2 separate regions of the Homo sapiens genome follow, and region 1 is linked to region 2. A link is a contact called in ENCODE Hi-C data. All regions are on one chromosome and are shown on one strand. Each heading gives the region's core, a stretch centred on a gene start or an enhancer-like site at or near the end of the contact. The rest is flanking DNA. Distances are from core to core; before and after follow the strand shown. Region 1 holds the start of BHLHE41 (basic helix-loop-helix family member e41). Region 2 holds the start of CCDC91 (coiled-coil domain containing 91).

What was found. A loop is a pair of places that touch in the nucleus more often than their neighbours do. Pooled maps may share reads with other maps.
Region 1: a loop to region 2 is called in a pooled map, with 1.9 times the contacts of the local background. The contact joins the promoter of BHLHE41 here to the promoter of CCDC91 in region 2. A Hi-C loop is called at or near these places in 2 of 168 maps with a recorded cell type or tissue (ascending aorta and naive thymus-derived CD4-positive, alpha-beta T cell) and 11 of 50 pooled maps.

Annotation. Positions count from the first base shown.
Region 1 is chr12:26,121,679-26,126,889 of GRCh38, reverse strand. BHLHE41 (basic helix-loop-helix family member e41) reads left to right here and starts at 1,853. Exons shown (of 5, transcript NM_030762.3): 1 at 1,853-2,172; 2 at 2,308-2,371; 3 at 2,711-2,818; 4 at 3,149-3,260; 5 at 3,722-5,211. The coding sequence starts at 2,111. The coding sequence ends at 4,824. It also overlaps a transcript of SSPN not described here. RefSeq lists a silencer at 272-441.
Region 2 is chr12:28,186,601-28,192,232 of GRCh38, reverse strand. It overlaps CCDC91 (coiled-coil domain containing 91), which reads right to left and starts at 1,777. Exons shown (of 13, transcript NM_018318.5): 1 at 1,592-1,777. It overlaps LOC729291 (a long non-coding RNA gene), which reads left to right and starts at 1,495. Exons shown (of 1, transcript NR_148936.1): 1 at 1,495-5,632. RefSeq lists silencers at 323-617, 1,301-1,730, 1,761-1,810.

The sequences.
Region 1 (5,211 bases), core at 604-3,103, 2.1 Mb after region 2:
AATACTTTTTAAATTAAGAACCATCGTGATTAAATTGCCTGTTTGGTGCAAAATACGTTCCTCTATTTGAGGAAGTCGAGAGACCTTAAAAGGCCCTCTAAACAGATGAACTGAACGGACCGCGAGCGTCTCCTCACGCCGGGGTGATCCTGGGCCGCCGCCGCCGCCCGAGTCACGAAGCCAGACGCAGTGCGCGTCTCCGCCCAGGACTCCGGAGACTGCAGCAGCGCGAGCGGCCGCCGCGGCCCGGGCTGCTCCTGGAGTCGGGGAGGAGACGCGACTCCCGCAGACACGTGACCTCCTCCCAGCCGCCGCTTCCCGCGACCCAGATCCGTCCCCGGAACCCGTGCCCGGCGGGGCGGGCCGGGGGACACGTAGCGGGCGCCCCAGTCCCTGCTGCGCCCTGGTGCATGTACCTTTGGCGTTCTTCTCCCCTCGGTTCACTTATCACCGGCAATAATCAACGTTTCAGAGATCACCCCGGGGAGAATGTAAATATCCCTCTCTGTGCAGGAAAAACCTTGGTTTTTTTCTCTATGTCTTTATGTATATCTAGAGAAATATATATATAGCCTCCATCCCACCCCTGGGAGTCCCTCAGGACATGCCTTCCCCTGGGCTGGCAGGGCGGCGTGGGCAGTGCGCATCCCCGGGCACCTCCCGGTAACTCTCACTAGCAGTGAGTCATGCTCCCAGGGTGGCTCTGGGGAAAGGTAACCCGGCTCTTGCTGGCCTGTGATTCCCGGCGCCGAGCGCCGCGGCTGCAGGGCGAGCGCGCGCGCGCACGGGTTCCCCGAGCAGTGATGTGGCAGCAGCGGCAGGTCGGATCACGTTGCTGGCCCTGTGCTGGTACCCGTTTGAGACCGGATTAAGGAGGGAGGCTTTGGAGGTGCCAGCGGTAGTAAACGTGGGCTCTGCACACTCCGGGCGTCTCTTATCGCGCGGGGGGGCGGGGGGATGGGGAAAGCACGTAGCGTCACCGGAGGCTCAGAACGCGGCAGAGTTGAGCGGGCGGGTGATAAATGCTGCATAGCTTTTCTGTGGTAGCCCCTCTCGTGCCACCCCCTCTCGTGCCACCCCCTTCTCCCTTCCCAGCCCCCACTCAACCCCGGCTCGCTCCCCGCCGCGTTCCTCCAGGAGCACACGCGGCCCCAAACGTCGTCATCTGCTGCTGTGATTAGTGGCACCGCAATTCCGGCTGCTGCGGGGAAGTTTAGTTGGCCCAGGGACGCCGTGTCACCGAAAGACACTTGGATTGCGACATTCGGACCCAGTGACAACGTTTTCATGTATCTTAAATCCTTCAAGGAGCGGATTGCAAGTTGCTTCTTCTCGAGGCAACCTCTCCACCCAGCGCCAAGGAGTCCCTCCAGGCCACTGATCAGTGAGCAAACAAGTCTCCAAAATTTCCTTTGGGACTCAAGTTTACCCACCGCGAATTCTCTTTTCACTTCCTTTCTATGGTTCAAACCAACAGCACAATCGGTGGAAAAGCAAAAAGCCACGTTCACATTCCTGCACCGTAACAACGGACGAACCCAGGGAGTCGCATTTTGGAGCCAAGGAAGCTCAGGCTGCCCCGCACCCCTGCACCCCCACTCCCCCCTCCTCCTGCCGACTGCATCGCCTTTGGGAAGATGAATAGCTTGGCCGAAGTTGTTTTTCCTTTCCGGTGGCCCTGATCAGGTGTCCCCGCCCCCTCCTGCCGTTCGCCTTCTCTCGCCGCCTTCTCCCGACGCCCCCGCCCGGCCCGGCCCCTCCTCCCCCGCCCCCCTCCGGGCTGGACCGCGGATGGTACGTTCCGCACGTGAGCTGGGTGCTGGTCTGGCCGGCGACGCGCGTGCCCTGTGGCCAAACACTGCCTGGAGTGAGAGCAAACTACCAGCGCAGTGGGGCCGGCGCGAGTGTGCGTGTGTGTGCGTGTGTGTGTGCGAGCGCGGTGGAGGGGGGGGACCAACTGCTTCACACTTTCAACACTGCACTGAAGAGGGAGAGCGAGAGAGAGACTGGAGACGCACAGATCCCCCCAAGGTCTCCCAAGCCTACCGTCCCACAGATTATTGTACAGAGCCCCAAAAATCGAAACAGAGGAAACGAACAGCAGTTGAACATGGACGAAGGAATTCCTCATTTGCAAGAGAGACAGTTACTGGAACATAGAGATTTTATAGGGTAAGGTGCACGCACCCTTGCGAATATCTGTCTAGGCTTTGGTTTGATTTTTTTCTTCTCCAGAAAGTGGTATGGAGCTGGCGAGGGCAGAGCCCCTCCCCGAATGGGTGCCTGATGCTGATTTCTGTTTTGCAGACTGGACTATTCCTCTTTGTATATGTGTAAACCCAAAAGGAGCATGAAACGAGACGACACCAAGGTAAGTGTAAGTTCCCGATATTCCTCATAACCTGCATGGGTAGTTAATTAGAGCCATTGATTTCACAGTGAAGCTCTGCCCGCAAATATATTCCAGCCCCTGAGCTTCCCCAACTGTGAATTTTAAGTGGCTTGCTGGGTACTCTCAGGGGGATATTAAACATCATACCTGAATTTAAATTGCATTGCAGAACAGTCCAGAGGAAAGAGGTTTCTTGGGTGTAGTTTATCACATAGTATGTTTTATGGTGGGGGGGCGGGGGGGGCAGACGAGGGTAATATCCAATAAGTGAATGTTTCGCTTACTGTTTTCTCTTTTCCATGACTCTCATATATTAAGGATACCTACAAATTACCGCACAGATTAATAGAAAAGAAAAGAAGAGACCGAATTAATGAATGCATTGCTCAGCTGAAAGATTTACTGCCTGAACATCTGAAATTGACAGTAAGATGCACATTTTCATTCTTTGCTGCTCTCCAAGGGCGTGTTAATAGTCTGGTGCGACTCCCAGAAAATATAAGAATAAATGTAAATATAAGTTCCTGACTTAAAACTTGTGCTATACCGTACAGAGTTTCCCGCAAACTGGAGTAGGTGCTCCCAGCTGAAGGCAAGAAATCATTTATAACCTGTCTTGTGGAAAGCTCAAGAAGTAAAAGAACAGTACTTCTTTCAAAGTGTTTGCTTAAATTGCTGTGCTGAATGGACAGCCAATTAAGCCAAATGTGTGTTTTTAAGTAACCAAGTGCCCGTTTCTTTTTTGCACCACTGCAGACTCTGGGACATCTGGAGAAAGCTGTAGTCTTGGAATTAACTTTGAAACACTTAAAAGCTTTAACCGCCTTAACCGAGCAACAGCATCAGAAGATAATTGCTTTACAGAATGGTAAGTCAGTTCAGGGAGGCCAGCCTACCCTGATGAAGCGGGGCAGCCCACAGGGGAGCAGTGTCAGGACTCCCTCACCCGCACCCCATCTCTTTCCGTGGGCTCATGGGTTCCCTCTCATTTGTTAAATTGCTTATACTTTCCCTTCATTGGAACGAGCCCATTTCCCGAAGCATCCTAGAGGCTTTCAGCAGAACTCGGAGGAATCAGGATTTAAAGTGGCGGTTGCACCCGCTCCACTTTGGTTTTCAGCTGGGAGGAGAGCGCCCTCTCCCCGCTCCGCACCTCCGCCACCCCGCTTCTCTCGTCAACTGGTGGATTATATCACTTGAATACTGGGGAAAAACCGAGATCACTTTAGTCGATGCAGGGCCCACGTGATAAGCAGATGTTTTAACGTGGGTATGTTTCTTCTTGCCTCCACTCCTCCGTCCCCCACCCCCATCCCTTCCTCATCCTAGGGGAGCGATCTCTGAAATCGCCCATTCAGTCCGACTTGGATGCGTTCCACTCGGGATTTCAAACATGCGCCAAAGAAGTCTTGCAATACCTCTCCCGGTTTGAGAGCTGGACACCCAGGGAGCCGCGGTGTGTCCAGCTGATCAACCACTTGCACGCCGTGGCCACCCAGTTCTTGCCCACCCCGCAGCTGTTGACTCAACAGGTCCCTCTGAGCAAAGGCACCGGCGCTCCCTCGGCCGCCGGGTCCGCGGCCGCCCCCTGCCTGGAGCGCGCGGGGCAGAAGCTGGAGCCCCTCGCCTACTGCGTGCCCGTCATCCAGCGGACTCAGCCCAGCGCCGAGCTCGCCGCCGAGAACGACACGGACACCGACAGCGGCTACGGCGGCGAAGCCGAGGCCCGGCCGGACCGCGAGAAAGGCAAAGGCGCGGGGGCGAGCCGCGTCACCATCAAGCAGGAGCCTCCCGGGGAGGACTCGCCGGCGCCCAAGAGGATGAAGCTGGATTCCCGCGGCGGCGGCAGCGGCGGCGGCCCGGGGGGCGGCGCGGCGGCGGCGGCAGCCGCGCTTCTGGGGCCCGACCCTGCCGCCGCGGCCGCGCTGCTGAGACCCGACGCCGCCCTGCTCAGCTCGCTGGTGGCGTTCGGCGGAGGCGGAGGCGCGCCCTTCCCGCAGCCCGCGGCCGCCGCGGCCCCCTTCTGCCTGCCCTTCTGCTTCCTCTCGCCTTCTGCAGCTGCCGCCTACGTGCAGCCCTTCCTGGACAAGAGCGGCCTGGAGAAGTATCTGTACCCGGCGGCGGCTGCCGCCCCGTTCCCGCTGCTATACCCCGGCATCCCCGCCCCGGCGGCAGCCGCGGCAGCCGCCGCCGCCGCTGCCGCCGCCGCCGCCGCGTTCCCCTGCCTGTCCTCGGTGTTGTCGCCCCCTCCCGAGAAGGCGGGCGCCGCCGCCGCGACCCTCCTGCCGCACGAGGTGGCGCCCCTTGGGGCGCCGCACCCCCAGCACCCGCACGGCCGCACCCACCTGCCCTTCGCCGGGCCCCGCGAGCCGGGGAACCCGGAGAGCTCTGCTCAGGAAGATCCCTCGCAGCCAGGAAAGGAAGCTCCCTGAATCCTTGCGTCCCGAAGGACGGAGGTTCAAGCAGAGTGAGAAGTTAAAATACCCTTAAGGAGGTTCAAGCAGAGTGAGAAGTTAAAATACCCTTAAGGTCTTTAAGGGAGGAAGTGTAATAGATGCACGACAGGCATAAACAAGAACAACAAAACAGGTGTTATGTGTACATTCGGAGTTCCTGTTTTGCTCATCCCGCACCACCCCACCCTCCACACACTAACATCCCTTTCTTCCCCCCACCAGCTGTAAAAGATCCTATGCGAAAGACACTGGCTCTTTTTTTTAATCCCCCAAATAAATTTTGCCCCCTTTTAGGCCATGTTCCATTATCTCTTAAAATTGGAACCTAATTCGAGAGGAAGTAAGAAGGGTCTGTTCTGTGGC
Region 2 (5,632 bases), core at 528-3,027:
TAAGCTCCAGACAAGCTCATTTTTAAACGTCTTTTTTCTCTATTTTAATGCCACCCAAAACCAAAGTGATGTCCCTCTGGAATGATTTTCTGCAGTTTCTTTTGTGTGTTATTAAGTACTAAGATGATCAAAATAAACAAAAATGTCTCAGAAGTTTTGAGTGGATCACTCCAATAAGAAGCTACATTTTTCCATTTAATAAAAGTTAAGAGGTAAGTTGTAACTTTCATCACTTTGTTTTCTTTATGTTTATTCCATTGGGCTTATACTGTTGCTAGGAAACCAGTTCATAAGATTTCCCAGCCCACAGAACACCCTCCTAGGCAGCCTGGAGGATACCAAACTTCGTAACCAGGGCAATTCTCTACCACACAGTTTACTGGTTAGCCAACACCATGCAGGTGCACTCTGCCTGGCATGACCCTTACTACATTTACCTAATAGGTACAGACAGTATAACCAATCCCCTCAACGCAATAGAAATTGTAGCAGAGGGCAATCAGGTGATCATTAAGTGTAGAACTCTCCGACAGCAGGGAACACAACAGCGAATTTGTTGTCAGTCCCTGTCACCCCACCCAACTAAATATTGTGGGGGGGGGAAGGGTTGCCTTAAATTGTGAAGTAAAATGTCAGCCCACTCCAATAACTCCACCACGCAACATGCAAACTGCTTCCAAAAACCATCATCCAACTCCCACCCGGATTAATATTTGGAGAGAAAGGTGGCATCAGTATCCGCACAGCTGAGAGGGGAGGGAAGGAAAGAGTCAGAATTCATAAGGGGCCGCTGAGTCACCTAAAATTGTGGCCAAGACTTTACCCTCCAGGAAATCGAGCTCTGCCCCAACTCTCATCAAGGAAGCAAGTGAGAGTAGCAGCAGCAACATCATCCTACCAAAAAAACACCAGCGCAGCTTTTAATAGAGTTCCACTCCTTAAAGTGAAGCCAAAAATAGGTTTCATGTCCAAAGCTTTCCTCCGCAGTAGGCGACACGCGCAGATGGAGAAAATATCTTTATTGTTGGGAAAGGGAGGCGTGCTAACGGGGACGAAGGATACCTCACCACTTGGCAAAGTTACTGGCTCCTGCCTTGACCCTGAAATGCCACTTTTATTGCAACATGTGGCCCAAGAAACTCTAAGGAAATGTGGCTGGCAGACGCTGTAGAGCTTTTACCCCAATGTACTTGGCAAAGTAAAAGGGGATACATAAACCAGGCGCGTTCTGTGTAATCTAAGCAAGAATCAAGGTCTCCGTTCGGTAGGCGCTTCGGTGACACAATAATCACGTGTTCGTGGGCGTAGACTTTCGAAAACACTCGATTCTGGGACGTGCAGATACCGGTACCCACCGGCGAGCGCAGGAACGAGTGGGCACTCCCACCCCCGGGAGCTGGCTCCGTTCCCGCAGGAGGTTGGTCACGCCCCCTGACTCCTGGTCGCTGCGACAGCCAAGGGCGAGGCCGCAGCAGGCGGGCTGCAGGCGGCGGAAGCTCGTCCGCGCTCCTCCCCCGGTGGGGCGCTCTCCGCTCGCCTCGCGCGGCCCCGACCCCAAGACCCAGGCCCCGGAAGGCGAGCGTTCACTTACCTGCTCCCCTCTCTCGCTCTCCGCTGCCGCCGCTGCGCCGCTCACCCACGCTGCCCGGTGAGCCACCCCCAGCACACAGACCCCTACGCGTACACCCGAGGCACGGCCCCAGGCCCTTGAGGGGAGACCGCGGCCCAGCCACACAGGTTGGGGTAGCCCACGCACCACCCGGCTTCGAACACCTCTGCCCCCGGAAGTTGATTTCCGCCAAGGCCCGCCCAACACAGCGCCCGTCACTCAACGTAAACACGCGCGTCACGTGGCCCCAGGCCGAGGCCCGGGTCGGGGCCCCATGTTCAGAGCCCTGCCACCCCAGCTTGAGCGTGGTCTTTGGAGCGTTGCCCTGTGAAAAGGGGTGACTTTGCCATGCTCCTTCCCAGTCTACCTCCTGTTAGTTACAGTTTCTCATTCCTCTTGAGTAGCAGGCCCTGTTTCTCCACCTAATCCCTGCAAGTAAACCGTCCCCCAAATCAAAATGAGTTCCATCTGGAACTTTGTAGGATTGGTCCTAAGAAGATCCCGCCGAATCTCTTCACCACTTCCTAGCAGAGCACAGTAAAACCGGGGACTAAGCAAAGTGGCTGACATGTAGTAAGTGCTCAAGAAATGGATGTTGACTAGATGCTACCTCTCATCTTTGCCTGTCTGAACTCTCAAGCACCGGATGCAAGTAGACTGAGAGCCTCCGCCAACCAGTAAGATGACTTTGGTCAAAGAATTCTGCTCTAGAGTTACTTTTGTTCTTGTCTTCAACTCCAGATCACAGCAATTCATACGTGCCATCTCTGTTGCAGAGTTTTCTTGCAAAGCCTTTCTTAAAAGCTTTCTGTCAAATAGCTTGTCCTGAAGCAATAGGAAAAGAATAGCGTAATTCACAGATTATTTATTTGAAAGGAAGGAATGATTATATAGATGTCTTTGTCCATTTCAGACTGTCAATAGCGATGAGAGAAACAGTCAACTAGCAGTCCACTCGTGAATGTTTCTTCTGTTTTTGCCATGGAAGGATTTTGAAGAACATTCATTCAACAAATTTTTATTGATTGTATACCACATACCTAGTCCTGGGCCAAGTTTTGACAATTCAAGAGTGAGCAAGGTAACACTCAAGATATTTGTCTTCAAGAAGCTTACAGTCTAGTGAGAAAGAAAGACACTAACCTGGGGACTTTGAGCATAAATCTCTGGAATATTCACATTCCTTGTATAACAAGTATTCTTTCATCCTTGGACACTGGGTTTCTCATCTGTTGAACAAAATTGGCTTAAACCTGTAATCTCTGTTCTGTACTGGAAGTGGAAAATATTAGCAAGGCATCCTGACAAGTCTGCCATAAGTGCTGGCCTAAGTAGTTAATGAGCAGTTTCAGTATTGAGCAAGTCACCTTGACTACATTCTTTTTCCAGCCCACCCCCTTCTTTATGCATACAAAAAACATTTCTATTGTAAGAAATGTAATGCTTTCTTACACATATTTTTTTATCTGTCTACTAGACTACCAAGTCAAGGACCACTTCTCACTTGTATATCCAGCAATCTACTCACTTCTCATTTGTCTTTGTGTATCCAGCAGTCTAGCAAAGTGTCTAGTAGTTAGAAAAAAGGTATTCATAAATATTTCTTAAACTTAGTAAGGTTACCTTTATATTATTTTGTCTCTCATATCTCTTTCTGCTGGAAACCAGATTAGTTTCTGGGAGTTCCTTCCCATTGATGTACTTACATGTTCACTCTGTCCCGATATTCAATACTAAACTGTATTCCATACTAAACAGATTTATAATAAGTAACTAATATTTATTATTAATATTTGCTATGTGCCTGGCATTAGATTAAATATTTTAAATCCCATATATAACTTACCACAATAATTTTACAAAGTAGGTATATTAATATATTTACACTTTAGATGAGGTTACAGATTTAGGAAGTGTAAATTGACCAAGTGGATTTAAAGCCAGATCTGCCCAACAGAAGGGCTTGTTTATTCACTATAGCACATCACTTTGCTTTTTATATCACTTATTTATCAGTGAATTCAAATCCTACCAACTCCATGAAATCTTTCTTCCTTCCCCACAGTAATCTTTTTCTTTATAAACAATTCAGTGATTTTAGTATATTCACAGAGTTATGCATGCTTTACCACATTCGATTTTAGAGTATTTTCACAGCCCCAAAAAGAAACCCCATACCCTTTGGCCCCAACTTCTCCCTCCTCTCCCCAGCCCTAGGCAACCAGTAATCCACTTTCCGTCTGTATGCATTTGTCTATCTTGAACATTTCATATAAATGGAATCATGCAATGTGTGGTCTTTTGTGACTGGCTTCTTTCACTTAACATGTTTTCAAAGTCCCTTCATCGGTTGGGTTGTTTCAGCTTTTTGAATATTATGAATAATGCTCCTGTTGACATTCATGTACAAGTTTTCGTGTCAACATATGTTCTCATTTCTCTTGGATATATACCTAAGAGTGGAATTGCGGGGTCATATGGTAACTCTATGTTTAACCCCTTGTGGAACTACCACACTGTTTTCCAAAGTGGCTGTACCATTTTACTTTCTCACCAGCAATGTATGAGGGCTCTAATTTCTCTATTGTGCCTTTTCTTGTCTCTCTAGAACATGTGCCTCTCTTACTTTTCAGAATACTTTTTCCATGAGCCATCTTCAATTATTATTCTTTGTTGTACATGTATCTGCAAGCCCATTTTCCTAATAGTTTGTGACCTTCTGAGATGAAAAACATGGTGCCTGCCCTTAAGAGAATCACATCTAGAAAAATATACAATCAAATCAGATATTACAGTGATAATAAACACTGAAATAAAGGTTATTGCTAAAAGGTGGAGAAAGAACACCTCACTCAGCCTAGGTTAAACAGGAAGTACTTCTCATAGAATGTATCAAAGCTCAGGATTAGTCCTGAAGAATCTATTGGAATTGACCAAGCTAAGGAAAGACATGAGTATGCTCCAGAAAAAGGAACATATACCTTTGTATATATTTCCTTGTCTATGAACTGTGGAGGTAAGTATATTTTGCAGGTAAGCATACCATAGAAGCAAACATTGTGGTATGCAGGTATGCAGCAGGAGAAATGGGAAATGTAGATGTAAGATGATGAAGAGTTTTGTAAACTGTGTTAAGGAGTTTGAACTGTATCCTGAAGGTAATGGGAAATTGCTGAATTAGTTAAGCAAGGTTGGAGAAGAATTACTTCAGCAGCAGTATAGAGGAAGGATTATTGGGTAGGAGAGACGGGGCCAAGACTAGAAAAACAAACAAACCAGATAGAAGACATAAAATAACTAAAATGAGGAATTAATGACTGCCTGAGCCGAGATGGTACCCATGAAATTGGCAGAAAGGATTTTAAAGGCACATGGCCAACAAAAAAGGAGGAAAGAAGCCAGTCACGGTGGCTTATACGTGTAACCCCAGCAATGTGGGAGGCTGAGGTAGGAGGATCACTGGAGCCTGGGAGGTGGAGGCTGCAGTGAGCTGTGATTGTGCCACTGCATTCCAGCTGGATGACAGAGCAAGACCCTTTCAAAAAAAAAAAAAAAAGGAGGAGTAAGAAGAAGAAGAAAGAATTGAAGATATATTCCAGGTTTCTGGCTGTAGTCATCAAGAGGAAGATTGGGCACTTGGTGATAAGAATAATGAAACACTACAATGATGGTATCTTAGTTTGTTCAGGCTGCTATAGAAAAATACTGGGTAGCTTATGAATGCAAATTTATTTCTCACAGGTCTGGAGTCTAAGAAGTTCAAGATTAAGACACCAGCAGATTGGATGTCTAGTGGGGCCCTGCTTTCTGGGTCATAGATTGTGCCTTCTAGCTGTGTCCTCATGTGGTGGAAGAGACAGGGCGGCTCTCTGGAGCCTCTTTTATAAGGGCAGTAATCCTAGTCATGAGGCTTGTGTCCTCATGATTTAATCACCTCCCAAAGGCCCCACCTCCTAACGCTATCTCATTGGTGATTAAGTTTAACATATGAATTGTGGGGGGACAAAAACATTCAGACCACAG